3 separate regions of the Homo sapiens genome follow, and all the other regions are linked to region 2. The links are chromatin loops, found by intact Hi-C in ENCODE. Cell type or tissue: OCI-LY7. All regions are shown on one strand. Links, peaks and the distances in the headings refer to the core of each region. The heading gives the core; the rest is flanking DNA.

What was found. Peaks named below come from ENCODE experiments on the same cell type or tissue, not always from the same donor. Only the 100,000 strongest peaks of a DNase experiment are listed, where the experiment ranks them.
Region 1: it touches region 2 in a loop (3-fold over the local background); 11 of 110 quality-filtered maps call a loop at or near these places.
Region 3: it touches region 2 in a loop (2.8-fold over the local background); 12 of 110 quality-filtered maps call a loop at or near these places.

The regions. Positions count from the first base shown.
Region 1 is chr9:37,302,886-37,313,822 of GRCh38, reverse strand. ZCCHC7 (zinc finger CCHC-type containing 7) reads right to left here. Exons shown (of 9, transcript NM_032226.3): 4 at 9,510-9,635; 5 at 8,109-8,279. Among named protein-coding and RNA genes, the nearest start is that of LINC01627, 86 kb to the left of the region's middle. In OCI-LY7, for the core only: CTCF peaks have their summits at 4,390 and 4,589 (motif pointing right); a DNase peak (open chromatin) is centred at 4,622; H3K27ac peaks cover 3,278 bases.
Region 2 is chr9:36,990,402-37,001,338 of GRCh38, reverse strand. All of the region lies in intron 5 of PAX5 (paired box 5), which reads left to right. Among named protein-coding and RNA genes, the nearest start is that of PAX5, 38 kb to the left of the region's middle. RefSeq lists enhancers at 1,448-1,497, 3,155-3,669, 3,670-4,185, 4,687-5,187, 5,089-5,248 and 4 more. In OCI-LY7, for the core only: CTCF peaks have their summits at 5,100 and 5,311 (motif pointing left); DNase peaks (open chromatin) are centred at 5,058, 5,308, 7,258, 8,228 and 2 weaker places; H3K4me3 peaks cover 2,879 bases; H3K27ac peaks cover 7,538 bases.
Region 3 is chr9:37,368,792-37,379,728 of GRCh38, reverse strand. The region is part of intron 1 of LOC124902153 (a long non-coding RNA gene); the gene reads right to left. Among named protein-coding and RNA genes, the nearest start is that of LINC01627, 21 kb to the left of the region's middle. RefSeq lists enhancers at 1,248-1,497, 2,742-3,041, 4,668-4,777, 9,747-9,896. In OCI-LY7, for the core only: CTCF peaks have their summits at 4,696, 8,484 and 8,683; DNase peaks (open chromatin) are centred at 4,648, 5,866, 7,578 and 8,518; H3K4me3 peaks cover 2,715 bases; H3K27ac peaks cover 7,856 bases.

The DNA.
Region 1 (10,937 bases), core at 895-8,894, 310 kb before region 2:
AGCATGGCTGAGGAGGCCTCAGGACACTTACAATCATGGTGGAGGTTGAAGGGGAAGCAAGCACCTTCACGTTGGCAGGAGAGAAAGAGAGCAAATGAGGGGCAGGGTGCCATACACTTTTAAACCATCAAATCTCATGAGAACTTACTATTGCAAGAACAGCATGGGGGAAATCTGCCCCCATGATCCAATCACCTCCTACCAGGTCCCTCCCTCAACATTGGGAATTACAATTCGACTTGAGATTTGAGTGGGGACATTGAACCAAACTGTACCATATGCCTTCAAGTTTAAAATGTAGAACATAATTATTTACATAAGGTCACATACATTTGCAACCATGAAAATTTCAGATATTCATTTATTAGGTGGCTTGGTAACAGTTCCAATAAATTATTAATTCCTGATTTTGGGATTTACTCCCTGAACAATGAACATGTATGCGATTTTCACTAACATTATCGTGAGTTTTGTGTACATCAAGAAGACAGGAGGAGACCTTCAAGTATAGAAATCAACTTAACTTTCTTGAAGTAGTCTGATCTCTCAGTTAAATAAACATTTGGTAAGCCTATACAACAATTTTGTAAGACAATCAATCAATTGCAGCCTGCCCTCTTGCTCCAATATTACCTATAAATAACATTAAAATGTTGAGAAAAGTGGGTGGAACAAAGTACATATATCTAACCAAAGTCTGATTTTCCTATTTCCAAAGGTAGGTGTAATGCACACTGTCAGCAGAACTACATATTTATCTGAAAGTACATACCAATCTATCACGATAATATAATTCTAGTGTTTTAGTTTTTTCAGAGATGAGTTTTTCTTTTCCCCTTCATTCCTTCCTCACATCGTGATTTTACACATCTAAGTTACTTTGTTGGGGAGGCGGCATTTTAATTTTAATTATTTATTCTTATTTATGCATTCTCATTTTCATTAAGTAGATTTGAATATATCAGTGGTTTCTCTTCAAATAAGTTGAGCAGGGAAATTAGCTTGTTCATGATTATTTGCTATCTGAATCTTAATTTTATCATTTCTTAAAAAAATGTTTTTTGTAGATATAGGGTCTCACTATATTGCATAGGCTGGTCTCTAACTCCTGGCCTCAGGCAGTCCTCCAGATTTGGCCTCCCAAAGGGCTGGGTTGTGGTTACTGGCATGAGCCACTGCGCCCAGCCCTCTATATTATTTCTTAAAACTGCATGTGAATCTATAATCATGTCAAAATAAAAAGACACAGTTACTTGGCTCCCTTCTTAGGTCTACGTCACACTTTCTACATTTTCTAGGTATGCATCATCTGCAAGTCACTAAGTTTAGAGTCTTCTAAGACTCTTTTATTTATCACCACCCTGATGTACTTTCACATTACACTTTACACTGTTCTTAACACACCCACCTTTCCTATTATACTCTGAGTTCCTCAAGGGCAGGGATCATGTTTTATTCATCTTTTTTTCCCCTAGTACTTGGAATACTGTCTGGCATATAAGAGGCAACCAGCAAATTTTTGCTAAATGAACAAATGTAGAAAGTTTATTTGGGTGGTAGAACACTGGAGATGTTTTTGAATAAAGGTAGAACCGCCATTACACAAAATATGTGAATTAAGCAAGTCTTTAAATTCAAATCTTGGCTTAGTTATTCAGCACAATAATATGTTTCAGCCATTCTTATTTCTGGCCAGTCATATCTGAGTAAGACTGTGGAAAGGATAAGGGGAGGAAATCATATGAATACTACTCAGTGCTCCTTGGAGTACACTAAAAATAAAATAAATACCTGTTTCTTAAATAATTACCTTTACAAAAATAATGCTCTAGTAACTCTCCATTCTGGATTTGACAAGTATGAAATGATTTGTACTAGATGCTTTGTATTTCCTGCTGGAAATCTCCAAGTTTAATAAAAATCTAAATAAAAGACATTAGTTTTCAATTTTACATATATATTTATTGAAGAAACATCATTGAGCACTCACGTGTATGTTAAATACTACACAGTTTAAACTGAGTTCTCCTTAAAATAAACTTTTGCACTGTGAAAAATATTGTAGTATATGGCTGATATGGGAGCATTTTTCTAGCATCAAAAAAGTAAAAAGGCCGGGCGCAGTAGCTCACGCCTGTTAACCCCAGCGCTTTGGGAGGCCAAGGCGGGCAGATCACCTGAGGTCAGGAGTTCGACATCAGCCTGGCCAACATAGTGAAACCACACCTCTACTAAAAATACAAAAATTGGCCAGGTGTTGTGGCTCATGCCTGTAATCCCAGCTACTTGGGAGGCTGAGGCAGAATTGCTCGAATCTGGGAGGCAGAGGTTGCAGTGAGCCGAGATCACACCTCTGCACCCTGGGCGGCAGAGTGAGACTCTGTTTCAAAGATAAAAATAAAAATAAATAAATAAAGGAATCAAGTGAAATATGTTCTATGAATTATTTTCTCCCACTGTATTAAAAAATCAGACTTTAACAGTTATTTAGCATGGACTGGGATAACACACTGAGCAGGGAATTTGAGAAAAAAATTGCTGAATAAAGGTAGGAAATTTAGGAGGTTTGGGTTTTGATTATATCTGACACTGACTAACTCAGTCATTATGCTTTAATAAAAAAGGATGGCAATCTGAACAATTAATAAAGATTGCTGAAGCTGCAATGGTCTCTTGTGAGCAGTAAAGCTCTATGGTATCACAGAATTGGCTCTGTATCTGAAAATCAACATTCTATACTGCTTTCTTGATCCCCAGGGGTTTTTTAAAGTGCTGACAACCTAAGGTAAAATTTATTTTTGTTTGGAAAATATTTTTCTTTATGTGTTTTATAATATATTGATTTTTTTTTTTTTTTTTTTTTAAAAAGAGAGAGTCTTACACTGTCACCCAGGCTGGAGTGCAGTGATGTGATCACAGCTCACTGCAGCCTTGATCTCCTGGGCTCAAGCAATCCTCCCATCTCAGCCTCCCGAGTAGCTGGGACTACAGGTGCGTGCCACCCTGCCTGGCTAATTTTTAAATTTTTTTTTTGGTAAAGAGTGGGAGTCTCACTATGTTGCCCCAATGTCATGAGTGTTATATTAAAGTTGCTTATTAGAGCTATAATATCTGCATATTTAAGAAAGAAAGTTGAGAGATCCTCCGAGTAGGAGATAAACTGATGATTCCTTGATTGCCAATATGTAAGCTTTCTCCACATAGTCATAAAGTATAGCATCATTTTAGCTTTTAGACCTTAGACTTATTAACCTTGTAATGTCTCAGTTTTCAGTTTGTAAAATAGGAGTAATAAATAGTACCTACACTTCATATCCTGCTTATGAGGATTAAATCTACTGAACACCTACTATATGCTAAGGGCATAGTGGTGAATGAAGCACTCCTCCAGCACAGTAAACACACAATTATGTATGGCTGTTGTTATCTTGGAAATGTCAGAGATAGCTCACAGAATAGGTTTCTGTGTGCAAGCTAAAGGTATACAGACATTTAAAAATTCTCTGTATATTTAAAAATTGTTGGCAAGTGAGGAGAGAAACTATAGCAGATTCAGAAACAGGATTCTTTCCATAATCCAGGTTCTTGTCTTCTGAAAGGGACTAATGATGCAGGTTGACTTTAGTAGGCCTTGAGCCATCTTTTTATCCTTCACCTCATAAAACTCTGGAATTTCAACCAAATACTTTTACAGAAGTAGTTAACCAATGAGCAATTTCCAACAGATTTTAGGAAAAAGCTTTTCATTACAGAAAGGATTTGAATATGACTCGACAGTTTTCACTACAAATTCTCTTTGCATACATATATCTGGTAATCTGGCCAAACAGAGGTCTAGGTGTGTGACTATGGGAATATATAAAGTAAAAGGGCAAGTTTCTTTCATTTTTTTTTTTTTTTTTGGAAACAGTCTCACTCTGTTGCCCAGGCTGGAGTTCAGTGGTGCAATCTCGGCTCACTGAAACCTCTGCGTCCTGGGTTCTAGCAATTCTCATGCCTCAGCCTTCCCAGTAGTTGGAATTACAGGTGTGCACCACCACACTCAGCTAACTTTTGTACTTTTAGTAGGGATGGGGTTTTGCTGTGTTGGCCAGGCTGGCCTCAAACTTGTGGCCTCAAGTGATCTGCCTACCTCGGCCTCCCAAAGTGCTGGGTAACAGGCATGAGCCACCACGCCCAGCCTTGGAAGTTTCTCAATATCGTCAATTTATAAAAGGTTAGAAATCCTCTGTGAATGAGCAGAAAGTCCAGTAGGTGGGAAGATGAAAATGACAAAGAATGGTAGAGGATAGTATTGCTAGAGGGTATAAGCCTTAAATAAGCCAAAGGTATTTACATAAAAAGGGTTGAGTAATGACTTAAAAGCAGCCATGGCATGTGAGAAAGAGGCTGATATCATCTCTTAAGATTCAGGGTCACGGAAGATGAGCAGCAAGCATTTGATAGGGCTGCAGAGGAAACAAATTTTCTGTGGAGGCCCAGGTTTCAAGACAGACCTAAAGCATGTACAGTTCCAACAACATGGGGCCAGAATGACTCGGCTTCCATGTGAATTCTCATGAAGTTTCTGGGGTGGTGGAAGGACTATGAGCCTTGCCACAAGGAGTCAGTAGAGCCCAGGCTTGACTGGGCTGCGAGGGAATCCTACACCAGGTGTGTAGGCTACAAAGACCAGCTTCCAGAACCTTCGCCATGTAATTACAACAAATATAGTAGATACTGGTAGATTTGGGGAAAAGAGTACTGCCTTCTCTGAAGCTGGTCACAGCCCAACCCTATTTTATTTTATTTTTTGAGATAGGCTCTCACTATGTTGCCCAGGCTGTTTTTTTTTTTTTTTTTGGATACAGACTTTCACTCTGTTGCCAGGCTGGAGTGCAGTGGCATGATCTTGGCTCACTGCAACCTCTGCCTCCCAGGTTCAAGCGATTCTCCTGCTTCAGCCTCCTGAGTAGCTGGGACTACAGGTGTGTACCACCACGCCCAGCTAATTTTTGTATTTTTAGTAAAGACTGGGTTTCACACCATGCTGGCCAGGATGGTCTCGATCTCTTGACCTCGTGATCCACCTGCCTCGGCCTCCCAAAGTGCTAGGATTACAAGTGTGAGCCACCAGGTTTTAAACTCCTGGGATTAAGAGATCCTCCTGCATTAGCCTCCTGAGCAGCTGATATTACAGGAGCATACCATGATTTTAATCTTATTTAAAAAAACCTACATTCATTGGGATTATTAATTCTCATTTTAGATAATAATTTAACATATATTAGAGGCCAAAATCAAGAAGTTAAGAGGAATGGCCTATAGAATTAACACAGATGATTATATAACCTTTTACAAGTAATTTTTAACTGTTCTGTAGTACAGTTTCTTGTTTTTAAAAAATTGCCTATGATAATGTCTTACTCCCCTTCTTTATCACAGGCAAATAAGACCATATTTGTCAGAGCTCTTTGGAAGAAAACAGTAAAAAAAAAACAGATGCTATTAAAGATAACTGCCAAACTAGAAAATCTTGCTAAGAAAATTATAATTGACAACTTAATGCAGACAACAACATAATGCTAGGACAATTCAGGATTTATCATTTTTAAGACTTGGTAAACACTAAAAAATAAGACTAAAGTACTTTGGAATGAAATGACAACTTCTATCTATATAGCCTTGAGAATAGAGTATTCAAATTAATTAACCATATACCACTTTATTAATAACCAAAGAAATACAAATTAAAACAATAAAATATCATTTTTTGGTCTGACCAGCCAAAAATTTTAAAGACTGATAATACTTAATGTTGATGAGTGCAGTGCTCATTTCTCTTAACACTGCTGGTAGGTAGATACATTGGTACAATCTTTTAGAAGAGCAATTTGACAATACTTATCCAGACATAAGTGTACGTCTTTTAATTTCACAATTCCATTTATAAAATATGACTTACCAAAACATTATTAAATGCACCACTGTTTGTTTAAAAAATGGGTAACAATTTAAGTATAAATTTGCTGGTGGAATTACAATAAATAATTGTCATGTTATTTACATGAGAAATACATATATATACCAAACACTCATACTCTAATCTGTTTTAATCTGAAATTCATTTCAACAGAAAGCCATACTAATTTATTGAGCAAAAGATTATAGGTGTATTTCAGACATGCATTAAAAAGGGCTGTAAGAAAAAAGACTATAGGTGTATTTCAATATAAATAAAATTAGAAAAATATTTCTGCTTTCGTATCATGACTTTGGGGAAGTACATATTAAAGTACTTTTATTATTTTAAAAAATAGGTAAGTAATGCTTTAAAAAAGAGAATGAGAGACACCCCTTTCATAAATACCCCTTAAATCAATTAGAATTGCCACTTAGGTATGAGGATGAAAAATGACTTTGTACTGATTAGCTGTTAATATAAAATAAACATATGTTACTATGTAGTAAGAAACGCAATTAAGACCTAAAATGAAAGACTCTTAATGAGACACTCATTAGGAATTAGGGTAAACTGAATGTAGAAAACTACATATTCCACATCAAAGCTGTATTTGCTTATTTCAACAGCCCTCTGGTCTTTGAAATTATGACTAAACTCCATATACATTTACAACAATACAATGCAAATAGTGTCCAAAACAGCATTTTTAATATGCTGCAATTTAAAGTAATGGCTGCCTTGTCCTTCTTTCCTTAGACTATTAGACCAGCAAAATCATTGATAAGAAGAATCAGGCCAGGTGTGGTGGCTCACACCTGTAATCCTAGCACTTTGGGAGGCTGAAATGGGTGGATCACCTGAGGTCAGGAGTTCGAGACCAGCTTGACCATGGTGAAACCCTGCTGTCTACTAAATATACAAAAATTAGCCAGGCATGGTGGTGGGCGCCTGTAATCCCAGCTACTTGGGAGGCTGAGGCAGGAGAATCACTTGAACCTGGGAGGCAGAGGTTGCAGTGAGCCAAGATCATGCCACTGCACTCTAGCCACCGTGACAGAGCGAGACCCTGTCTCCAAAAAAAAAAAAAAAAAAAAAAAAAAAAAAAAAAAAAAAAAAGGTCGGGTACAGTGGCTCATGCCTGTAATCCCAGCACTTTGGGAGGCCGAGGCGGGCGGATCATGAGGTCAGGAGATCGAGACCATCCTGGCCAACGTGGTGAAACCCCGTATCTACTAAAAATAAAAAATTAGCCAGGTGTGGTGGCACGTGCCTGTAATCCCAGCTACTCGGGAGGCTGAGGCAGGAGAATCGCTTGAACCCAGGAGTTGGAGGTTGCAGTTAGCTGAGATCACGCCACTGCACTCCAGCCTGGGCAACAGAGCGAGACTCCATCTCAAAAAATAAATAAATAAAATAAAAATAAAAAAAGAAGCATCAAAATAGGCTTCCATTAAACATCTGTATATAACTGCTAATTGTGCATATATTTTCATTTAAATATGCACAAATAGGCCAGGTGCAGTGGCTCACGCCTGCAATCCCAGCACTTTAGGAGGCTGAGGCGGGCAGATCACCTAAGGTCAGGAGTTCGAGACCAGCATGGCCAACATGGTGAAACCCCCGTCTCTACTAAAAATACAAAAATTAGCCAGGAGTGTTGGCATGCTCCTGTAGCCCCAGCTACTCGGGAGGCTGAGGCAGGAGAATCGCTGGAACCCGGGAGGCAGAAGTTGCAATGAGCCGAGATTGCACCACCGCACTCCAGCCTGGGTGACAGAGTGAGACTATGTCTCAAAAAATAAATAAATAAATAAATAAATATGAATACACAAATTTTACATGTTATTTATTACCTCTTTAAATTCAGCCTTTATTTAACAAGCTTATAAAGAAAAAGGGCTAGAATGGGCTTAAAATATTTATTAATGCTATCTCTTGATGCTGTCTTCTGATTCAGTAGGCTCCTTACCCCTATATTATTTAGAGCACTGCTTTATATACATGTTCAGTGACAAAATGGACATGACTATATATATATATATATATCTCACGGAGTAAACATTCCTTTAGGTATGCTGACTGATAGTTATAAACTTGCACATTAATTACAAACTTGCACACTCCCTCCAAAGCCTGACAAATTAGTTATATGCAGGATACTCACATCTGTATAGTGGCCTAGCATATGACATCGGTCACACTGTTTATCCCAGGAATGTCTGAAAAGACATGAGTGGTCCAACATCTTAGGCACAGGACAGTATTCGCAAAGGGGGGCTGGACAGGAATACAGGAGATGTCCTCTCCTGGAGCACAGGAAGCAGCGACGAACTTTCTATGTGGCGAAAAAAACATAAAATCTCTTCAGTCTCAAAAGGTAGAAGATTAGTATTTGTTTTTCAATATAATCCCATAAAAAAATCTTTTCTAATTTGAGATCCCAATAAAGGTAGAATCCTGAGCACAACTGTAAAAATCAAACAAAATGTCCAAAACACTGTATGTATATTGTTTGCCAAAAAGGCTTAGTCTGTACATACTAGCAGCTGGCATATATTCCTTATGCCTCTTCTTATAGGAATATTGACAAAATGAAAGGTATGTAAGAGGGAAAGTAGAATGAGGAGGATATCTAGAAGCTAAGTCATAGGAGGAACAGATACAGAAGAAGCTGTTTTGACTGGAGAAGCAAGAACAAAAAAGGAGCATAAGAGGTGTCTGAACTATTTGAAAAGCAGTCATTTGGAAGAGGAAGGAGAAATGGAAGAAATGTTTGTTAAGAGCTAATTATCTGGTCAGGAAACGTCTAAGATCTTCAGTTCTGTGTTGTTCCAAAGGTTGATGTACCTGCTTAACGTAACTTACATTAATAAACATTTAAAAATGCCCCAAATTATAATTTTCTAACGATAAAAATTATCTCACATTGAAATAAGCTATCTTATGAAGTACAAGGTTTAGAAGTGAAAGGGGTCTCAGGAATCATCTGATTCAATCTTTTCATTTTATAGACAAGAAAACAAGAAGCACAGAGGGTTAAATGATTTGCCCATACAACTAGTAATGATAAGTTAAAATTGATTCCACATTTTTCTGACTCCAAATTTATTATTATTTCTCCGACACTAGGCTGTAAGCTACATGAAATTTAACACACATACTATAAAAAGATTTGAATTCTAAGGTTATAGGGTTTCACACTTGAGATTTTTTTTTTTTTTCTGAGACAGAGTTTCACTTTGTCACCCAGGCTGGAGTGCAATGGTGTGATCTCTGTTACCGCAAGCTCCATCTCCCGGGTTCACACCATTCTCCTGCCTCAGCCTCCCAAGTAGCTGGGACTACAGGCGCCCGCCATCACGCCCGGCTAATTTTTTGTATATTTTTGGTAGAGACGGGGTTTTTCACCATGTTAGCTAGGATGGTCTCAATCTCCTGACCTCATGATCCACCTGCCTCGGCTTCCCAAAGTGCTGGGATTACAGGCATGAGCCACCGTGCCCAGCCTCACCCTTGAGATTTTGAGTTTACAAATGTGGAAAGAAGCAAAGCATATTTCACGTACTCGTGGTAAGGGGCAGTTTTTTGATAAATGACCACGTTTGTCACAATTTCTACAGATAATGTTTTTGTTGGCTGAATAGTACCGCTGGGTCCATCTTCCAGGTGTTCGGTTATTAGCTATCTGGGCCTAAGGGAAAAAAAAATCAAGAATTAAAAAAATTGTTTCACTGCTAAATAAAAGCCATCTACTACTCTTGTTAAAGACAACTATAAGCAAATAAAGATACATCAAGCTTCAAGTCAGTTCCATTACCTTGATAAAGCAAGAGAATTATTAGTTATATCTGTTCAACTTAGAACCTAGCCACAGGGGAACTTTATGATCTCTCTTGTTCTCTTAAAAAGAGGTAGAGGTTGGGCGTGGTGGCTCATGCCTGTAATCCCAGCACTTTCGGAGGCCGAGGTGGGCGGATCACCCGAGGTCGGGAGTTCAAAACCAGCCTGACCAACATGGAGAAACCCCATCTCTACTAAAAATACAAAACTAGCTGGGCGTGGTGGCGCAGGTCTGTAATCCCAGCTACTTGGGAGGCTGAGGCAGGAGAATCGCTTGCGCCTGGGAGGCGGAGGATGTGGTGAGCCGAGATTGTGCCATTGTACTCCAGCCTGGGCAACAAGAGTGAAACTTCATCTCAAAAAAAAAAAAAAAAAAAAAAAAAGAGGTAGAAAAACATAAAAGGAGGTGCCATAAAGGTAACTCTACTGCTTTTTGTCTGCCCCTCCCGCCTGCTGAGTCTTTTATACTTCTCCATGTGATTTTTTTTTTTTAATCTTTCTCTACTTATGTTTCAGATCGAGCAGGGGTACTGACATGCATCACTTAGACACCGCGGTAGCATTCAGTCAAAGCCACTGCTGACTTCTTTTCTTTCTTTCTTTTTTTTTTTTTGAGACGGAGTTTCACTCTTTTGCCCAGGCTGGAGTGAAGTGGCGTGATCTCGACTCACTGCAACCTCTACCTCCCTGGGTTCAAGCGATTCTCCTGCCTCAGCCTTCCGAGTAGCTGGGACTACAGGCGCCCGCCACCACACCTGGCTAATTTTTGTATTTTCAGTAGAGAAGGAGTTTCGCCATGTTGCCCAGTCTGATTTCGAACTCCTGACCTCAGGTGATCCACCCACCTCAGCCTCCCAAAGTGTTGGGATTACAGGTGTGAGCCACCACGCCCGGCCAGCCACTGCTGATTTCTATAACTGAATGTACACCATGTTTTTCTGAATGGGAGGGCTACTTAAATTTTGAGTTAGGGAATGGTGTTTTTATGACTTTGTCTTTTGTAAAGTTAGTACAGCTACCCAATATATCCATTCTTTTGAACAGCACAGGGTTACTGCCTACAAGACTGGATGATAATAAAAGACTGATAATCCAGTCTTCCTTTATAGAAATAAAGGAATGAGATAATTTCTTTCCACTGGAATCCTTTTAA
Region 2 (10,937 bases), core at 1,363-9,362:
TATTTGTTCACGGTGGAGGGACAGATTGTGTGAGACTCCCCCAGAGGCTGAGGGATCCAGGTGGAGATTTTTGGGGAAAGAGAAAAGCTAGTTTGATGTTTACCACCAAACAGACAGGTTCTGGCCTGGGGGCATTATTTACTTTGTTTTCGGAGTGCTATATTGGCTTGCAGTCTGACCAGCAGTCATGGTTTTGCCCCTCAAGCTCCTTTACAAGGTATAGCGTGGTCAGAATGTGGGTGGTGTTGGTCTTGACTACTCCGTACTACTCAGATCATGCCCGGAGGAGGACTGCAGCCCATTTGGGGGTATTGACCTTTAAGAGGGACGGTGACAAATGGGATTGTGTCCTGGGCGAAGAGGGATCTGATACAGCATCTGGGAACACCTCAAGCCTCTAGGGATATTTTGGCACAAAGAAGAGCAGAATAAGCGAGACTGGATTGCTGCCTTCAAGTATTTGGAGGGCTGACATGGAAGGAGGAAGGAATGAGATCTCATTGCATGGCCTTAAAGTGTGTGGCTGATGCAGAGGTGATTTCACCTCAGTTTAAAAAGAACCAAGTTGCACATATGAGAGTGGCCTAGGATAAAAGGAGATGCCTCGGGAGGTAATGAGTGCCCTATCTCTGGGGATATGTAAGCAGAGACTAAGTGGCCACTTGTTGGGCTGCCAACAGAGTATCAAGAATCAGATGTGGTATTGGATGATCTTTTTTACTTTTTAATTAAAATTTTTTTCTTAATAAATAGACACGGTGTTTTGATATGTTGCCCAGGCTCATCCTGGACTCCTGACTTCAAGTGATGTGCCTGCCTAGGCCTCCCAAAGTGTTGGGATTACAGGCATGAGCCACTGTTCCTGGCCTGGGTGATCTTTGAAATCTTTCCAGTTCTGATATATATGGTAGAGTCCTGATCCTCAGGAAGACTTAGGGGGCAGTCCAGTCAGTGGTCTGTGGTAGAAGGGAGAATGACTTGATGGTCCTGGAAGCTTATAGGAGTGGAAAGAGTGGGGGACAAACCCAATCAACCAGAGCCTCCCCCTAACTCCTACCCCACACCACTGAGAGTATGCACGTTTGATCCCAGGGGTGGGCAGCAATGGCCGGGCTCACACCAGGGAAGTGTCTGTCGGGGGTATTGCATAAGTGCCCCCTTCTGATGTTTCCCATCCTCTCTCTGTATCTCTCTGGATTCCTGCAGTGGCCCTAGGGGGAGGTAAAGAGGCAGAGACTGTCACTTCCGTTTTACTAGGGGAGGGGATGGAGGCTACACAGCCATACAGCTGGTATGGACTGGGGAGTCAGGAGGAGCTGGAGTGCTCCTGAGGCCTCAGTTCCCTGGTATTTTCCAGCTACCTGTTGTCCCTCAGCCCTTTCAGAGATGCGCTTTGGAGGCGGAGCAGTCTGGGGCTGGGCAGAGCCTGGGGCCAGTATGGGGAAGAGTTTCAATCAGAAGGGCATGATTAGCAGGTTGGATGCGGAGAGAGAAGTGAGACCTGAAGGCCAGAGGTTGGAGGAGAGCAGAGAAAGTAAGAAGCAGCCACTGGGGAAACAGGGATATTTCAGGCACACTGGCCGGCTGGCCCATGGCAGCTGCAAACCATGGATTTGTGAGGGTTCTGGCCTCCAGTGCGGTACCATCAGCAGCCTGAGAGAAGAATCATGGGGTAAGAGAGGCAATGGAGAGCTAAGAGGAAGACAGCTGAGGGTCCTTGCCCATTTTTCGGATGAGGTGACTGAGGCTTTGCAAGGTGGAGTTGCTTACTCTGCTGCCTAGTTCACAGTCATCCCCAGCTTAGACTTGAGTTTTGCTCTGAGGGCATTTCCTGGGGCCACCCTCCTGCCCAGATCTTGCAGAGGTGAACGGGTGATAGGATCCAACCACAGAGGGTAAGGTGGCGAGCAAGACTGGCAAGCTGAAATTCCTCTGATGAGGAGGGCAGTGGGTGAGGTGACACTGGGGGAAAGAGTAAGGCAGGGAGGGCCAGTTTTGACCAAAAGGATCTTGGGGGCTCCTCATAGGAGGTGGCATTTGAGAGCTGGGTAAAGGGAGGAGAGGGCATTCCAATCAAAGGCAAGAGAGATTGTGCCAAGTCTGGGACTCTGGTGAGCATGTGCAGGGAGAGGACCAGCACGGCAGGATTTGGAAAGGGAGAGAGGTAGAGAGATGTGGGTGGCTTAGACTTTGACGGAGGCTTTCGAACATTTAGTCTAGAAGCATTTAGGGAGATAGTTTTGAGCTATGTGTCTCAGATGCTCAAGAAACATTCACTCTGCTGAGTGTTTCAGGTAAAAAGATAACATGACAGTGACTAGCCCTGCACTATCCAACAGAAGCAGAATGCAAGCCACGTGTAATTTTAAATGATCTAGTAACTACATTAAAAAGAGTAAAAAGAAACAAGTGGAATTAATTTTAATAATATATTTTATTTAATCCAGTATACCCCAAATATCATCATTTCAACATGTCAGCATATAAAAAATTTGATGCTATATTTTCTCTTATTTTTGCTGCCAAGTTTTTGAAATCTGGTGTGTATTTTACACATGTAGTACATCTCAATTTGGATGCGAAACGTTTGACAGTTAAAGTTAGATGTAGTCCTACCAAAACAATAAAGCTGTGTTTAGTGGGACAAATATTTTACACTGCTTCTATTTTAAAATTAAAATTAAAATCAAATCAAATAAAAAAATTAGCTCCTCGATTGTACTGGCCACATTTCAAGTGCACAGTAGCTACATAGGACTAGCGGCTGCTGTATTGGACAACACAGCTCTAATACAAGTGCTTGGCACATAGTAGGTGCTCAGTAAGTGCTCCTTGGTAGAGTGGATCAGTCACATTCCTTTAGAGGGTTCACAATTAGTAACGAGGGTGAGTGGAGGGACCTCTACTATCCTCAGTCAAGGGTGCTTTTGTTTGGTATTTTGGGCTTCCATAGAAAGCTCCGAGTAGAGTTCTGGAGCAAAGACAAACAAACTAACTAGAATATTGTTAGGCCAGTGGATTGGCGAAGGGCCCTTTCAGTATAGAGATTCTAGAGTTCTTCCTAGGATGCCTGCCTCCAAGACCAGACTCGGGTATATGGCCACTATGTCCAAGTCTCAGATGAACTGTTCTTCAGCAGCAGGTAAGATCTCTGTGGCCTCTGGAGGAAGAGCTGGGGCTGGTTAAAGGAAGCTGCAGGAGGCAGATTATGGCTGAATGCAACATATGGCTTTCAGAAGCAGCCAGGCTGGGCCAAGAATGGAAGCTTTATCTTAGAAAGGTAGTGAGCTCTCCATCATCAGAGGTGTGAGCAGGCGCTGGACAAATGAGGAGCAGAAGAGTCAAGGATGACATTCTGGTTCGGACTCTGTGACTTTTGAGGCAGGCCTGTTCTAGCCTGGGTGGCCAATGCTTCTGTGCCAGTACTGTGTCTGCAAGTGCATCTACCCACTTGTCTTTCCCTTCTGCTGCCTGACCCTGAGGCTGCCACTCATGTGGACTTGACAGGGCAGGGGCCACAAATCATTTCTATCCCCAGCGCAGCCTCTCGGCACAGCCCCGGTTCACACGGATGCCTGGGAGGCCTGCGGGATGGCTCTGAGGGTCAGGCTGGGGTGCCACCCAGTTATGAGATGTCGCTTTGTCTCTTGGTTGGTTTGAACTGAGAGCTTTCGTCGAGGAAGCTGTGGCATGGCTCAGGAATCCTGCTGGGTGAGGGGAATGGAGGCTGAGTCAGCACCTCCCTCTCCGGAAGGCCCAGAGGAGGTGGTGGCAGGGAGAGACTTGGCAAAGCAGGCAGGGCTGTGAATAGCGGCCATGGGTGAAAGGGCAGCCTCAGACCCTGGGTTCCTTCCTGGGCTTTTGATCTCTAGTGAGACCTCCTTCCGCCGCTCTCCCCACTTAGGTCCCCTCCCTGTCCCCCTCACAATAACTCACAGGGCCCTGAGTTTGAAAGGCCCTGAACACACTGAGGTCAGCGGAGTGCGAATCCCTTTCACCAGTTTAGAAAGCTGACCTGTCCAGCCAGTGTGGACTGTGGGGGCCAGAGGTTTCTTTTTGGGCAGTAGGGGTACGTTGCAAGTGAGTTTCCAGCCTTCTGGGCTCTGGACTACCTTCTAAGGAGGGCACAGGAAGGGCAGCCAGGGTTCAGAGGTGGCCTGTCCTTTCCAGAAGATGCCAAGTCTGATGAGACTCTCATGGGGAGGTTTGTTGGGGGGCATTTAGCCAGGTGCTCCCATTATGACTTCCTTTTTGGGGATGCCTGTCTCCTGTCTGTTTTTGTGTCTCTCCCCATGTCTTTGGGGGTGCATCTCATTCTGTGTTATTTGGCTTTATTTCCTGTTTATTGAACCTTCCTCTGTGTCTGTTTCTGTCTCCCGGTCTAGCTCTCACTAGCTTTCTTTTTCGTACATACTCTCTCTCACACACACACTCTCTCTCTCCCTCTCCTTCTTCTCTTTCTCTCACACTCATTCACTCATTCAATTTCCTTTCTCTCTTGCTATCTCTCTCTCTCCCCAAATCCCCTCTTCCCCTGTCTCTTTCAGGCTGGACGCCCCCTCAGCCCTGCCCAGCAGACCTCCACGGGAGCTATGGCCAGAGGGAAGGGGCTTCAGAAGCTCACAGACCGTGCTGGGGCCCTGGGCCCCTCTGACATGGGCAGGTCCTGGTCTTTTCTCTCCTAGGACCCTTTTCCTTCCCTGGATGCATAGATGCTGTCTGCTGCTCCCGGGATGAGGGCAGAAAACAGAAGCAGGAAGTGGGGAGAGCCCTCTCAGAGCTCCCAGAAGGGATGGGTATGTGGAAAAGCTCAGGATTCCTGAGTCAGGAGTAATAGGCAGCCCCTGTGGGATTGAGAGTTCACAGATCTCTGATCCCTGGAGAGCCCCAAATAAGGTGTTGAGTCAAAGGCACAGGCTCATGGGCAGGGATGAAATGGTTTGAGGACTTCTTGTAGCGAGTTACTTAATCTCTCTGCACCTCCATTTTGTTATCTGGCGAATAGAGTTGACGCAAGCCTTGTGGGTTACAGTGAGAATAAAATGAAGTGAAGTGACAGCTGCCAAGGGCGTGGCCCCAGGGCCTGGCTGTAGTCAATGCTGAGTAGATGGCCACGGAGAGGCCTATGTTTGAGGACGTGAGGCCCGTCATGGCAGAGGGCAGCAGGCTTTAGCCACGGTCCTGTTGGCAGCTGGAACTGGCTGGTTCGCCCACCACCACCTTCCTGTTTGGAGCTGTGGAGCCACGGAGCGATTCCATAGTACTGAAGAAGCCGATTGCCTGCAGCCGGGAGCCCGGGGCATCCAGGCTGAACAACAGTGCCCCCAGGTGTCGGCTGCAGAATGAAGGGCCACTCACTTTCCTCCTCCTTTGCCTTTAGGAAGCTGAGTCTCCCAGCCTGCTTCATGGCAGAAGAAAAGGGTCAGGCCCCAGTTTTCCCTGAAGAGAGGCACAGGGAGCACAGGGGGGTGGAGGCCTCCAGGGTGGGGGCAGAGGGTAGCACCCTGGGCCTGGGAGGGCTGGGCGTCTGAGGGGTTGTTGGGGCCACCAGCCTGGACCTCGAGACTCCCCCATGGGAGCTGGAAGGGCCTTGGAGAGCACCTGAGACGCCCCGCTCCGTCATTCGCATGGGAAAACAGGCTCAGAGAAGAGAGGCGGTCTGCCCAGATCACACAGCAAAACCCCCAAAACCTAGAGAGAGAGGATGGCTCTGTGGAAAATCCTTGGCATCCCTTGCCTTTCGATGTGATAAATTCAGTTTTCCTCTCCCTCCTTTCCTCCATTCTCACAGGGCCGTCCGCCATCCCCACTGTTGACAGCCAGCCCCATCAGTCTTATCTCCCCATGGGGTGCTGCCCACACGTCCCCCCGCACTGACCTCAGTTCTTGAGAGAAGCCCTGCCCTTCTCTCGCGGGCCTCCCTTTCCTCCTGCTCATTCCTCCTGTGCCTCCAGTCCCTGTGTGTTGGCTCAGCTTCCCGTCTCCAGGCCATTGCCCACTCAGGGCCTGCCACCTGGAATGCTGTCCTTGAGCCTGGACCTGGCCTGGCTTTCTGGAACCAGCCCACTCCCCTGTGGGGATTTCCAGTGTTGGGTCATTGGTCCTTCACAACTGGCTGAGACCCAAGGATTCTTTAGGGTCCAGTGTGGAGTATGGGTGAACAGGCAGCCTCTCCATCTCCTTTTCCCAGTGTGGCTTTGGGGGCAGGAAGGAGGTTACCACCATTTTGTCTTGGCCTCTGCTGGGGCTTTCCAAGGGCAGGTCCCCTCCCTGGCCCTCTGTGTGCTGTCCCCTGGATGTAGAGAGGTGTCTACATGTCCCCTCATGTAGAGAGGTGGGTTGTTACCTGAGTTCTCTTTTTGTCTAGGAAGGAGTCAGGACCAAGGTTCTGCTGGGGTGTGGTCGTGGTGGGGGCATCACGTAGAACCCAGGGGGGAATTGGCAGCCTGGTAGCCATGCTTTCCTTGGCTTGCCCTGTATTGATGATGATTTTGAATTAGTTACCAACATTGCAAAATCAGGAAATTTCATGTATGGATGGATGCCTGGCTTCTTTGGGGAAGAAAAATCAGATCTGGCAACCCTGGGGCAGCTGGCAGCCTGGCAACCCACAAGGCAACAGTCATCTGGGGCTGCTGGGCCCGAGTTCTCATGCGCTCCCCGCTCAAGTTGCTCTCGGCACTTGTGCTCTGTTTTCCTTGGCCTGAAGGTCTTTGAGCTTCTGGAGTCTTAGCATGAACTCTAAAGAAACCAGTTTGGCTCAGTCTCTGCCTGTGGCAGCTGAAGCTAATGGGAGGCAGATCCTGGAACTGGCCGGTGGGGCCGAGTGTGCGTGCGTGTATGTGTGTGGTCAGGGAAGTGGGTAGTCAGGCTTACAGGCCAGAGGTGGGTAGGGTAGCGGAGGCAAGAACTTAGGGCAGTGGCCAAGCAGCCACACTCCTTGGCAGGTCATGTGCTCTATACCCTGCAGGTAGGGTAGTCCAGGCACAGAGGGCGCAGGCTTGGCCCAAGGGTATGCAGGGGGCAGTTAGTGGCAGAGATGGTGAGGACCTGGTTTCCATCTCCCTGCCTGGCGGGCCACTCTCCCCTGTGATCTCTGTCCTGATCTTGTAGCTGTGGGCACCTCAGCTGAGACCCAGATAGACAACTGCTGGAGGCCTCTGTGGTAACGCAGGGCATCTGAGGCCAGGTGGCCAATTGGAGGGGCTCCTGGGGCCTTTCCCTAGTGCCCAGGGCCTGTCCCACGGGTGGGGGCTCAGGTTTCGGTTCCTCCTCGCTCCTGGGTCCCCAAGTTTCACTTTGATTCAGTGAGCGAGAGCCCCCGTGAGAGCCAACGCCGCTGAACCCCCACCCTCTCTGTTTGTGCACCTGGTTTGCCCCAGCCCCTCCCCCTCCTCTTACCCCCAGTTCCTTTTCCCATGGGGTGGTGTACTGGTGTTCGGGAGAGCCCTGGGGGTATGGGAGAGGGCAGGGTGCTGCCATGTGGGGATCTCAGTTCAGGGAATCAGTTTGGGGGCCAACCAGTAAAAGAGTGGTGGGGCCGATGGAGGGGGATATAGTCTCATCTGCTGTGGGCAGTCCCCTGCCAAGGCGGTCTGGAACTTGAGGTGAAATGGCCTTGGCTTTCTCCACCCTGCATGCCCTGCTGCCCCATGGGGAAGAGAATCCCACAGTCCTTTCTCTCTGGCTTGGGAATATGGTTTAATCCCTGGCTGCATAGCCTGTGGGTCAGAGAATTTACAAGGCTTCAAACCCCTGCCCCTGCTGTGTCCCTTCTTCCTGTCCCTTTCTCTGTCTGGGCCTCAGTTTTTCCATCTAAAACAGGAGATCAATGAATTGCTGAGGTTTTTTTCTGGCACCAAAATTTTGAGTTTCTCCTGGTTCCATCTCAAGTCCTCTTGGCATTATTGTAGGGCAGCAGTTCTCAAATGTTTGGTCCTGGGTCCCTTTAAACTCTTAAAAATTATCAAGGACTTCAAGGAGCTTTAGTTTATGAGGGTTAATTAAAATGGATGAAAGTTTAAAATATTTATTTATTAAAAATAACAGTAACAAACAAGTAACATAAATAATATTTTTGAAATAAGAAAGAACCGAATCTTCCAAACCCAAAATTTAGTATGAATGGCATTGGCTTACAGTTCTGCAGATCCCTTTAGTGTCTGGCTTAATAGAAAACAGCTGGACTCTCATAGCTGCTGCTGTATTCACTCCGTTGTGATGGAACACATCTTACAGCTTCTGAAAACCTCCACTGTAGACTCGTGAGAGAATGAGAGTGAAGAAGACAAATCACACATTAGCATTAATATGAAAATAACAGGTGCAGCAAACCACTATGGCACATGTATACCTGTGTAACAAACCTGCACATTCTGCACGTGTATCCCAGAACTTAAAGTAAAATAAAAAAACAATGAAAATAATTTTGTCCTCACAGATCACCTGAAAGTATCTTGGGGACCCCTTCTTCCAACCCTGGCAGGGCTCCCTGGACTACACTTTGAAAATTTCTGCTTCAGGCTGCTGCAAAGTCTGAACTTGCCTACTTATCACTCATATAGATAAGGTGAGCAATTAAGTGGTTTCAGTTAAAAGAAAGGTGTCATCAGTCATTTCTCCTGTTCTTAGCTCCTTAAGACAGTGGGAGCCATGGCAGGTCTTTGAGCTGAGGAGGGAGTGACAAGACACACTGGGTTTTGGAAATCCTCCACTAGCCGATTGGGATATGTATGTAGTGCTTCTTGCTTCTATCCCAGGTTGAGCTCCCACGGAAAGACATAGCTACCGAGCCTTCTCCCCTTCCCAGCAGATTGTTGGTAGGGCTTGAGGTCTGATTTCCCTCCAGCAGGCTTTCTTCTGTGCCAGCAGCAGCCAGCTCGTGCCACCCGAGAGCCTGGGGAGTGAGTGTTTCAGAACCCTGCCTATTCTCCCCATCCAGCTTAGCTCTGTACTAGCCTGCAGCCACCTGGAGACCCCATCTGGGGCATATTTTTGATGGGAAGAAAACCTAGCAATGCTATTGATTGGGAATGAAACAAAATAAAATAAAGAAGTGGGTTTGGTATTTATCTTGACTCCTGGCATTTGAGGAAAAGCAGGTCTAAAAGACAGTTGACAAAGGGGAGATTTTTGTTCTGATTCCACAGGGGCTTCTGGGTGTTTCTGGAATGTTTCTGGTTGACTCATGTGTGTGTGTGGGAGGGTTGGGGGGTGGGGGCGAGGTGTGTGTGTGCCCGCATGTGTTTAATTTTACTTTGAAATTTCTAGTTTTCATTTTTATTAGTACAAATTAACATTTGTGTTAGTCCTTCCTTGGGGCATTTTATCCCTGTGTTAGAATAAACTGTGGGAGAGGGAGAACAAGAGAATGTCTTAAGGTAATTTGAGAAAAATTGAGAGAGGAAGAAGGATAAAAGGTGTGAGAGAAGGTATGTGTGAGAAACACATTGCTTGTAGCAAAATTAACTGATCTATGAGAGGAAATAGGCAGAAAGAAAGGCATAGCCTCTTGAGGGACTGAACAGTGGAGGACGAAAGTGATGAGGGAGTCAGACACTTCCCAGCACCAGCCACCAGGTGGCACCATCGACCCAGGACAGCTTAGTTGCTGTCCAGGGTTAGGAACAAGAGGGGTAGGGTAGCAGGGCAGTGTGTACCGGCCATTCATGAGCTTGGTATGCTTGTAACTGGGTCGGAGGTGGCAGTGCCCAGGTGGGCTGACCATTAGCTGAAGTCTCACTTCTTCAGCAGCATTCAGTCAGGGAGGGGGAGGCTGGACCATTGCTAGTGGGGATTAATCTGGTCCTTTCTCACCTCCATGGTCCAAATGCCTTGATATAAACCTTTCTGGGAGTAGAGTCCTTGGTTCTACTCTAAGCCTTTACTTGCTGTGTGACCTTGGCCAAGTCACTTCTCTCTGGGCCTTGTTTTCCGCATATTAAAATGTGGAAATTGGAGCAGACGATTTTTGAGGTTCTTTTGGGCTCTGACACTCTGTGGTGTACCAGAGAGCACTAGAGCTGGAGTTAGATTCTAGATCTTTCTGTCAGCCATGTGACCTTGGGTAGGTCACTTCTCACATCTGTGGAGATTATAGTCACATCTTTCTCTTAGACTTACATAAAATAGAAGATGGAAAAATGCTTTTGAAATCTTTTTGGTGCTTTAGGAAAAGGAGAGTGTTGTGATTTTATAATTTTTGCTGGAATTTTTTTTTTTTTTTTTTTTGAGACAAGGTCTGGCTCTACCGCCCAGGCTGGAGTGCAGAGGTGTGATCTCAGCTCACTGCAACCTCTGCCTCCTGGGCTCAAGCCATCCTCCCAGCTCAGCCTCGGAGTAGCTGGGGCTACAGGCATGAACCGCCATGCCTGGTTAATTTTTGTATTTTTTGTAGAGATGGGATTTCACCATGTTGTCCAGGCTGGTCTCAAACTCATGAGCTCAAGCAATCCACCTGTCTTGGCCTCCCAAAGTGCTGGGATTACAGGCGTGAGCCACTGCGCCCGGCCTTCTCTGGAATTTAAATTAGCGGGAAGCAGGGGCTCCACCATCTTCACTGCTTAGAAAGTTTGTGCCTCTACATGTCACCACGGAAAAAGGCCTGCCTTATGGCAAGCGTTTGCTCAAGGTCACTGCATCTCTGTCCTAAATATCCATTGAATCTGCTCATTTCTCTCCATCCCCATTGCTACTGCCTTAGTCCAAGCACTCTCTTCTCTCATTTGGACTATTGCTGTAGCCTGCTGGCTGGTCCCCATCTCCAATGTCGTTGACTTGTCCAAATAATAGTCTGCCCTCCACATAGCAGCTGAAAGAAAATTCTGATCAATGACTTGCCTGAAGGGTTTTAACCTTCAAATCTGCCCATTGTTCTCAGAAGCTATGCAAACTTCTTAACAAGGCTGCCAGGCCCTCTCCACTCTCCTCTTTTCATG
Region 3 (10,937 bases), core at 970-8,969, 380 kb before region 2:
TCAACTTGCCAGAGATAAGCAAGAGGAGCAGTTTGGTGTGTATTCTTCCAGATTTCTTTCTATGAATATGCAAAGACATATTTCTTTATATAAACATTTATAAATTTATATTATGTAATATAGAATATATCAACATTTATATATTTATATTAGGTAATATAGAATATATAAATATAGGACAGGTGTGGTGGCTCACGCCTGTAATCCCAGCACTTTGGGAGGCTGAGGCAAGCAGATCACTTGAGGTCAGGAGTTCGAGACCAGCCTGGGCAACATGGTGAAACCCCGCCTCTACTAAAAATACAAAAAATTAGCCAGACGTGGTGGCCAACACCTGTAATCCTAGCTACTCAAGAGGCTGAGGCATGAGAATCGCTTGAACCAAGGAGACAGAGGTTGCAGTGAGCCGAGAGCGTGCCACTGTACTCCAGCCTGGGTGACAGAGAAAGACTCTGTCTCAAAAAAAAAAAAAAAAAAAAAAAATATATATATATATATATATATATATATATATAAATTTATTTATATGCTCTCTCTCTACATATGTATACACACATACATTCCCAAACATCTATATACGTGTCTTTATAAATCAGGCAGTTTTATTTTCATTTTTAAATAAAGTTCTGCAACTTTAGTGTTTGTTGTTCTGAAGCAAAGCATACAAATGTGTGAAGTGCTGGGAGCCACAGAGGACAGTGCCAGTGCCAGTGCCGGGATGAGGTGGCCCCGAGGGTGGGGTGACTGTGGCATCCTTACTGTACCCCTCGCTGGGACGGCATGGTCTCCCCCAAGGCTTCACTGAGGTGGCGCTGCAGCCGGCCGCTGACCATGACAGGATTTGGCTGGGCAGAGACGGGAGAAAGGGGTACCGGGGGAAGACAGGGCAGAGTGAAGGCCTCGGGTGGGAGAGGCGGCCGTGCCCTCGGTGGCGCATCCTGCACGTGGAAAGCCTCCCCGGATGGTGGATGGGCCAGTGGCGCCCAGACTCATGGCTTGATTCAGGCACATCCCTTTCTCCTGCCTTCCTTTGGAGGTCCCACGCAGTGGCCCAAAAGCATCCGGAACCAGCCACATTGTGGGGAGAGAAATAATCACTGGGGTCCCGATTCATCATGGAAACAAATGCTGTACTTGAACACTAAGGAGAGAGTTGCATTTGCAGAGTCCGTGTTGTTTATGCCGTGAGAAATGACTTCATAGGCTGAAGGGTGGGGCTGGATGGGGCTGGATGGGGCTGGCCGGGTCTCAGTGTCCTCTGCCTATTCATTGTCTAGGGGGCAAGCCAGCCACAAGTCCACTTCCACATTGACAACTGTTTTCAGAAGATGAGACGTCTTTACATGTGGGAATTTACCTAATGCTAATCTGGATAATTAAGAAAAACCCAGCCAAAATACCCCGAAAAGATTCAGAAGGAACTACTGCTGATCTTCGTAAACACAATGGCACATTTCTGTATCTTATTCAGATGGCACTCCCAAAATAACTGGTTCAAGGGCCTCCCGGGTGGCCGGTGGCAGGGGGCAGATGTCTTATGAGGTCCTGGTCCTGACAGCCCAGCCTCGGGCACAGACTAAGCTGCAGACACCCTCAAACCCTTGCATGCTTGGTCCATGGAGATTTAGCCACATTCCCTTCCCTTATGACTCTCTTCCCTTCTCTGGGTCTCAGTGTTGCCCTTTGTAAAATGAGGTGAGGGTGGGGGGCAAGAAAAGGCCATTACAAAACAAATCATAAAGTAAGGAAAAGAATCACCAAGAATCCTTTCCAATCTGATCTTATTTAAAAGCAAAAAACTCACTCTAGTCCCAGCTACTCGGGAGGCTGTAGGGGGAGGATTGCTTGAGCCCAGGAGCTCAAGGCCAGCCTGGGCAACGTAGCAAGACCCCATTTCTTCCTTTCCTCCCTTTTTCTTTCTTTTCTTTTCTTTTTTTTTTTTTTTGACAGAGCTTCACTCTTATCGCCCAGGCAGGAGTGCAGTGGTGTGATCTCAGCTCACTGCAACCTCCGCCTCCTGGGTTCAAGCAATTCTTCTGTCTCGGGCTCCCGAGCAGCTGGGATTACAGGCACCTGCCACCATGCCCGGTTAATTTTTTGTATTTTTAGTAGAGACAGGGTTTTGCCATGTTGGGTATGCTGGTCTCGAACTCCTGACCTCAGGTGATCTGCCCACCTCAGCCTCCCAAAGTGCTGGGATTACACGTGTGAGCCACCGCACCCGGCCTCAAGGCTCCATTTCTAAACACACGCACTCACAAAACAAAACGAAACAAAACCCAAGGGGAAACCAGATCAGCTAAGAACCCCTAAGCTGCCCTAGGTTCCAAGCCTCAACTCATGACCTTGTCCTGATATCCCCTCACTCTATCCCAGGACACTGTGTCTACCTACCTATGTATTTTACCTTCTCTCCTACACACACACACACACACACACACACACACACACACCCACATCCACAGAGTCTTGAGCTCTCCAGCTTGTGCCTTGGTTTACCCATCAATATTCTCACGTACAGTGACTTGGGACCTCAACCACATCATCTAGACTGTGGTACATCATATCTTCTCCCTTGTGCCCCAAGCTGGCATGGCTACCCGACCCCGCTTTGAGATCATCGACAGCACAGACCACCCTTGGTCAGCCATGCTGGGATCATTCCTGGAATCAGACAACTTCATCTGCAGTTGGGTGTCCCTGTCTCTGTCCTATCCATCTCCTCTCCCACCACAACCATGTTCCGACCCTGACCAGTGCTCTCAGCCTGGATGACTCCTCCACTGGCCTGCCTATGAGCCTTTGAACAAGCCTGTCTGAGATGCTTTTCCCCCCATTCATTCTGCTTTCATCTAAGAGCCACTTCCTTAGGGGAAGCCTGCCCAGATTCCACTCTTCCAACCCAAGTCAGAACTGAGCCGCCTGCCCCACCCCTAACCAGTCCCACAGACCCTGTACCAGCCCCAGCTGAATGCCATGGCCATCTGTGTACATACTAACTTCCAGCTCTTTTACACTGCCTTTTAAAACACTTAAAAAAAACTGACATTAACCTACATAAAGTACAATTACAACTCAATACATTTTTCTATATTTATACATCCTTGTATGGGTTTAGGATGCAGATGGGTAGGTCAAGGCACCAACTGTGAAGCTAAAGACTCTCTGTGGGTGTCCCCATATGTGTTGGAGAGGCAGGACTACCTATAGGTAACCTAGACATTGGGGGCAAAGAAAGTAGACACATACTCAAGTGTCCTGGTATGGGGTTAGGAGGTCTCAGGACGAGGGTCTTGATCTCCTAGATGAAGACACAGAACGTTTTCCGCACCCCAGAAGGTTCCCTTGTACCCCGTTCTGGTCTCCCCAAGGGAACTGCTATCCTGACTACTAACAGCACAGATTTAGTTTTGGCTGTTTTGAATTTTAGGGAAATGGAATCTTTTGTGTCTGACTTCTTTTCCCTGCAGCTCAATGTTTGTAAGATTCTTCCATGTTGTTGCAGGTGGTGTGGGATTCTGTTTTGTGAATACCTCAGAACTTACCTACCCATCCGCTTACTGAAGGGCATTTTCAATGCGTTTTTGCGTAGGTGAGAGATCATGCTGAAAGTGCAACTTTAAAAATCTTTTTTTTTTTTTTTTTTTTTTGAGATGAACTCTCATTCTATTGCCCAGGCTGGAGTGCAGTGGTGTGATCTTGGCTCACTGCAACCTCCACCTCCTGGGTTCAAGTGATTCTCCCACCTCAGCCTCCTGAGTAGCTGGGATTACAGGTGCCCACCACCACGCCCGGCTAATTTTTGTGTTTTTAATAGAGACGGGGTTTCACCATGTTGATCAGGCTGGTCTCGAACTCCTGACCTCAGGTGATCTGTCCACCTCAGTCTCCCAAAGTGCTGGGATTACAGGCATGAGCCACTGCGCCAGGCCTTCTATTGAGATTTTTTTAAGTCGGCCGGGCAAGGCGGCTCATGCCTATAATCCCAGCACTTTTGAGGCCGAGGTGGGTGGATCACCTTAGGTCAGGGGTTCAACACCAGCCTGGCCAAATGGTGAAAGCCTAGCCAAATGGTGAAACCCCGTCTATACTAAAAAAAAAAAAAAAAATTAGCTGGGCATGGTGGCACATGCCTGTAATCCCAGCTGAGGCATGAGAATGACTTGAACAGGAAGACAGAGGTTGCAGTGAGCCAAGATTGTGCCACTGCACTCCAGCCTGGATGATGGGAGTGAGACTGTCTCAAAAAAAAACAAACAAAAAAACAAAAAAAAAGACCTTGTTAGAAGACAAGGGAAGAGGCTAAAAAAATCTTGATAACTTAATGGCTTCTTCATGCTCTATTGAACTGACTGCTATCATTTACTTCTCCATTCTCTCATTGTCAAACATTTCCACTATCCATAATTATCAGGAATATTCTGTGAACATCTTAGTGGATCAGTATTTAAGGGGATCCTCATTAGTTGTTAGGGAAGAGTCCGAGAAGTGGCTGAAGAAGTAACCTTGTGAGAAGACTCTTTAGACATAAGACCAAAGTGCTGAAATGAAGCTTGCATTGGTTTGCAAGGGCTGCTACACCAAACTAACACTGAGTGACGTCATCCACAGATGTCTAAGACCAAAGCATCGGCAGGGTTGCTTTCCGCTGAGGCCTCCTCCTTGGCTTGCAGGTGGCTGCCCTCTGGCTGCCTCTTCATGTGGTCCCTGTGCACCCCTGGGTCTCTTTGTGTGTTCCGGTCTCCTCTTCTTATGTATTAAGAACACCTGTCAGATTGGACTGAGGCTCTCCATAGTGACCTCACGTTAACTTAATCACCCCTCTATAGGGCCAGCCTCAAATACAGTCACATTCTGAGGTACTGGGATTTAGTACTTCAACATATGAATTTTGGGGGAACATAATTTAGCCCATAACAGAACTCCTTCCTCAGAGGTTGGAAATGTCCCTTGGTGTCACCAGGCTTGGGTGTAGCCCTCTCGGTTCCTTCCAAAGCTGAGCTGTATTTTGGTGTGAAGACCTCTCTCTTTCAGCTTCACCCGTTTTCCTTTATCAGTTTCTCATCACTTCACTGTCAATCAATCCAGAAACTCTTAACCTTGGAAGCACATTGGAATCACGTGAGTGCTTAAGAGATAATTGTGGTGTCTGTGTCCCCATCCAACAGATTCCGATGCCATTGGTCTGGGGGTGCAGGCTGGGCACAGGAGACTTTAAATCTCAGGTGGGCCGGGCGCGGTGGCTCACGCCTGTAATCCCAGCACTTTGGGAAGCCGAGGTGGGTGGATCACGAGGTCAGGAGATCCAGACCATCCTGGCTAACGTGGCGAAACCCTGTCTCCACTAAAAATACAAAAAACTAGCCAGGAGTGGTGGCAGGCACCTGTAGTCCCAGCTACTTGTGAGGCTGAGGCAGGAGAATGGCATGAACCCAGGAGGCGGAGCTTGCAGTGAGCTGAGATCATGCCACTGCACTCCAACCTGGGCGACAGAGAGACTCCGTCTCAAAAAAAAAAAAAAAAAATCTCCTCAGGTGGTTCCAGTGGTTCCGAAGCAAACACCTCCAGTCTTTGATCTCTCTGTTCCTTGCCTTTTGTAAAGCATGAGACAGGGCACAGTGGCTGTTTAATTACTGTCTTCCAATATTCATTAAAGCTTCATATTCCAAAGCCTGTTCTTAACTCCTCTAAAGTTCATTTCAAAGCTTGGTGGTAATTTGGCTCTTTTGTTAAAATTAAGTCCTTAAAGTAAAAATTAAAAGACAAAATGGAAAACCACTGGGCATAGAAAATCCACCCTGGGTTTAATAGAACATCTTAAGTTGTGGACTAGAGTGAGACTCTTGCTGCTCAGTGCAGGCGGTGGGGGAGCTTGCTATACATTGTGCTCCTTGAGGCTTAGGTTCTGTGGAAGCTTTTACAAGAAGAGGATAAAAGCTAATTTTCATGAGAGCCCTGCTTCTGTGGTGGGGTGATTAGGAAACTATTGTGTTGAGTTTGGGCTCCTCCAAGTTAGCTCCCCAATTCTCAATGTTTGAAACAAAGCTTTAGAGTATTCTCCCCATGGGTGAATCTTACAGACTCACTGAGCTAAGGAAGTCAGAGACAAGAGTACCCACTGGATGATTCCATTTATATGAAGCTCAAGAATAGGTGAGGCACTCCTGTGTCCTTGCACGTGCTGCTCCTCCTGCTTGAGATGACCTTCCCAATCTTGCTCACCTGGAAAGTTGACTGTCCTTCATATCACAGCAGAAAGGCTGTTTCTCTACCTCTAGGATGGCCTCAGTCACATCCTTCACTTGTCACTATTCGTTTTGTTTTTTGGGACAAGGTCTTGCTCTGTCACCCAGGCTAGAGTGCAGTGGCATGAGTATGGCTCACTGCAGCCCTGACCTTCCAGGCTCAAGATGTCCTCCTACCTCAGCCTCTTGAGTAGCTGGGACTACAGGTATGGGCCACCATGCGTGCTTTTTTGTTTGTTTTTTAATAGATGGGGTCTATGTTGCCCTGGCTGATCTCCAACTCCTGGGCTCAAGTGATCCTCCCACCTTGGCCTCTCAAAGTGCTGGGATTACAGACGTGAACCACTGTGCCCAGCCTAGTGTTTGCTTATGTGTGTGTGTTTGCTATTAGGCACTGTGGTGCTTTCTTGGGGGAGCTACTGTCTCTGTATTTGCAGTGTCTGGCACAGTGCCAGGCACTGAGTAGGGCCCAAAACAAGAGATTTGTCACTGAATTGTGTTTATTCCTTTTTTTCTTTTATTTAAAAAAACTGAGACGGGGGTTTCACTATGTTGCCCAGGCTGGTCTTGAACTCCGGGGTTCAAACAATCCTCCCACCTCAGCCTTCCAAAGTGCTGGGATTATAGTCATGAGCCATTATGTCTGGCCAGAATTGTGTTAGTTTAGAATGGGAAATGGAGAGCTGTGACAAGACATTCTTCTGCTACAGCCATTCATTTGTTCATAATGATACTAAGCAAGACGGAGAAACATGTGATTCAAATGCCTCTTTGGGAAACACTCCCTTGTTTGGGATCTGCAGGCACAGGTATGGACAGTTCCCAACTCCAGAGCAGACAGTAGAATGGCTCTATAAAACAGAGGGATGAGAATTTGGGACCGAGGTGGGGCAGTGCTGGAACAATGGAGGGAATTGAGGGGGAGAGGACAGAGAGAGTGGGTAGGGGGAGCTGCAAGGACAGTGGGAAGCTATGCCCAGTGTCATGTAACCTGTCCTCGTAGCCCCAAATCTTCACTGAAACTCCTGAATCCCGTAAAACATTTGATGGGAGTGTATTTGTGTGTGTGTGCAAGTGTGAGCAAGCGTGTGCATGTGTTATTGTGTATGTGGCAGCATGTGTGGTGCAAGTGTGCATATGTGCATGTGTACATACTTGCGTGTGTATGAGTGTGAATATCGAGTGTGAGTACAGAACTGAGAGGAGTTCTGTGCTTCCTGCCTGGACTGTCTCAGGAGTGAAGCTGAGGCAGCATGCGGGCGTCATGAGGAAGTAAGCCTTGGTATCTCAGAAATCACACACCAGAGGGCTGGCGTCAAACCTCTGAGGGGCCAGGAGCTTCCAGCTGAACTGAGTCACACATTTCTGGAGCGCCCCTTTGGGAGAGCAGGTCCTGGCTGACAGGCAGGGCCTACCCACCACGTTGAGAAGCCTGAGTCTCCAAGGGAACGGTGTTCAGGACTGATTAGCAACATCTCCCCCGGGATTTGACAGGAGGTTTGCCCTTCCTGGCCTCTAATGGGTGCCAAGCAAAACGCTGGGCTTTTGGGATACAGAGATGAATCAGATACCTGCCCTCGAGGAGCTCCCAGGCTTCTGTGGGAGGCTGAGAACGTAAAGAGACAATGACAAGCCAGTAGCTAAGGGCTAGGATAAGGTGGTACTCAGAGGCTGGGGGGCAGAGCTGAGAGACACAGTGACGGTGCCTGCAGCAGAAGGGAAGGGAGTTTCCCCGTGGAATTTCTGACGGGGTTTGGGGAAACAGTAGGAGGGCATTTCCAGCAGGGCCCACAGCATGAGTAAATTTTCACAGAATAAAAAGGTAGGGGTGTCTTGGGGGTAGATCAAAAGGAGGTGTGGCAGGAGACGAGCAGGACAGGAAATCCGGGGTGATTGGGAACGGCCCTGAGTGCTGTCCCTAGGAGGGTAGTCCCTAATGGGGTCACCTTGGCCAGGTTTGCCCGTTCTCATCCTGGCAGGCCCTTGGGAGGGCAGACACCCTACAGGTGCAGCTCAGGCATCTCAGGACACCCCCACAGCTGGAGGGAGACTTTCTCTGCCCCTGTGCTCCTGCTGTGTTTGGAGCTGGAAGACCCAGTTCAGACTCTGCGGGACCCTGAGCCCTGTCTGAGCCCTGGTGTTGTGTATGTTGTGAGCCGCTGCAGGTGCAGGACAAAAGGCCACAGATAATTTGCATGGGATGGAGAACACATTTGCAGTTTCCTCCTCTCACAAATTGGAAATTTCACTTTCACAGCCTTTCTTTCCTCATCACAACCACACCAGTTTCTTCATAGCACCACAAGAGTCTGTTGTCACAGAGAAACCCCAGCTTTCCTCTGTGGTGTTTCTGCCTCACTGGCCTCTAGGGCTCCAAAAAGTTCAACACCCAACCATAGATGTCCCCTCCTTCAGGTCTCCTGCAAACCCTGCTCCCACGCCCTGGTTCCCCACCTTGTGGAAAGAGTCTCACACTGGGGTCGGGCCTGGGCAGTAGTCCTGGCTCTGCCCCCAACTCAGTATGGGATGCGAGGCTCTCTCTGGGCCTCAGTTTCCCCATAGGTACCAAGAGCATTCTAGACTTCATTATCTCTGAAAGTCCTCCAAGACAACAGTGACTTTCTGATCTTGAGAGTTTCTTTCTCTTGGGAACCCCAAGATAATCTATAGCACGTGCTGGGGTCTTGGCCCCTGGTGGCCTAGGAACTCGCTTCCTTCGGGCATCTTTTCTGTTTGCTCTGCTGCTGCTCCCCACTCCCTTCCCAGTTTCCTCCTGTCCTCAGGTCTAGTTCCTGCATCTCAGAGTTCATTTGCTCCCTGACGCATCGTAACTCCATGGGAGGTGTTATTTTAGAGGTGCTCAGTCCACGGTGCTAAAGGAGGGGATGGGAGTCGGCTTCCTGGCCCAGGAGGGAGGCCTCTTCTCCATCCAGCCCCTCACTCCCATGCCACAGCCCGGCTCATGCTATGCCCAGAGATTCTTGCAAATAGCTGAAGGTGCCTAGAAGTAACAAGGCTGTTGAAGCTCAATATTTAAACACATTTTTCACTCCCTCCTAACTTGATGAAGTTTGCAAATTGTTTTCTGTTGACAAAATGTGGCAGAGAGAGTGTGAGGGGGTTGAGGGGGCACCAAGGCCTGGGTCTGGCCATTATTCTGACTTGATGTATGACCACCGCAAGCCTTTTCTCAGTTCTTGCCTCAATTTCCCATCTGTGAAGTGAGGAGAGGAGGCAAAGTCGGGTGGGCTAGAGTGGACTAGACAGTCCTTTGGCCCTTTGCAGCTCTGACACCCACCAGAACTTCAAAAATCCTGCCATGGCCGAGACTCCCTTGCAAGATGTTGCTGTGTGCACAGCCTGGCTTGCAGATGGGAAGGGAGGGCTCGTGAAAAGACAAGAATCCTCTGGAGCATATAGGCAGGCTTCCACAGCCAGGTCTGCAGTGGGAAATCCAGAGTGACCCAGGAGGCCAAAGTTAATTGAGGAGATAAAACCAGAAAACTCCCCTGAGCAGCCAAGTGCAGGAAGGTTGTCAATGCAAATTAGCAGGAAGCGATGGTTAGTTGGGTGCAGGCACAGGAGACAGGTGGCTGGCGACCCATGACTTCTCCAGGATGATGGTGGGTCCTGCAGGCCCCCTGAGACTTGGTGTGGAAGATGAGGCAGGGTTGTGAAAGGAGGCTGAGGCGGAGGCGACTTTGACAAGCTCTCCTCCCAGGAAGGTTAACCAGGGTAGGCTGGCAGGCAAGAGGGCGCCAGTGGAGGAAAAGTGAGTGGGGCCTGCAGATGGCTTCCATCTCAGGGAGGTTCCCCGTTCTGCTCCAATCTCCACAGGCTCCCTGGTGGTGGAGAAGGGGTAGGGAGAGGAGCAAGGACTTTTCTGAAGGATGCAGTTAATTGTGAGGATCATTTCTAGTATCTGGGGTTATCGGAATTCATACAGGCTCGGAGGGAGGCTCTTCTCAGCCCCTGGTCCATGCTGGCTGGATGTTTGGATCTCCTTCACAGCACCATGTTAAGTGGCTCAGCTTTTTGTTGCTCGCCTCCGGGGACCAAGAGCTGTGTGTGTCCCAGGCAGCCTGTCCCACTGGTGGAAACTCCAGTCTGGAAGTGTTTCTTCGCACCAAGCCAAAGTCTGTGTCTCTACCTGTGGGCCTGACCTGACGTCAGTCCTCTCTTTCCTCCCCAAAATAGAGTGGTTTGCATCAGCATTCGGCACAATCTACCCATAGATATTCAGTCTGGTTATGTCTATGGTAAATTTTATGTAAAAAGCAGGAATAAATAATATAAAACTATAAGACACAAGAGTTACCTGGTAGGCCTGGTACCGGGTTCTAGGAATTCTAATTTGGCCAAGCTTCTGTGTCAGTTTGCCAGTCTGTGTCTCAGTTTCCATATTCAAGATAAAGACCACTGTGATGCCTAATTCTATATGTCAACTTGGCTAGGCTATGATGCCCAGTTGGTTGGTCAAATGCTAGTCTAGATGATGCTGGGAAGGTATTTCGTAGATGTGATTTATCAGCTGACTTGAAATAAAGGAGACTGACATTGATAATGTGGGTGGGCCTCATTCAATCAGATGAAGGCCTTAGGAGCAAAAGCTGAAGTTTCCCAAAGAAGGAATTCTGCCTTAAGACAGAAATCCTGCCTCAGCTGCCTGCCCTACAGATCTTAGACTGGCTA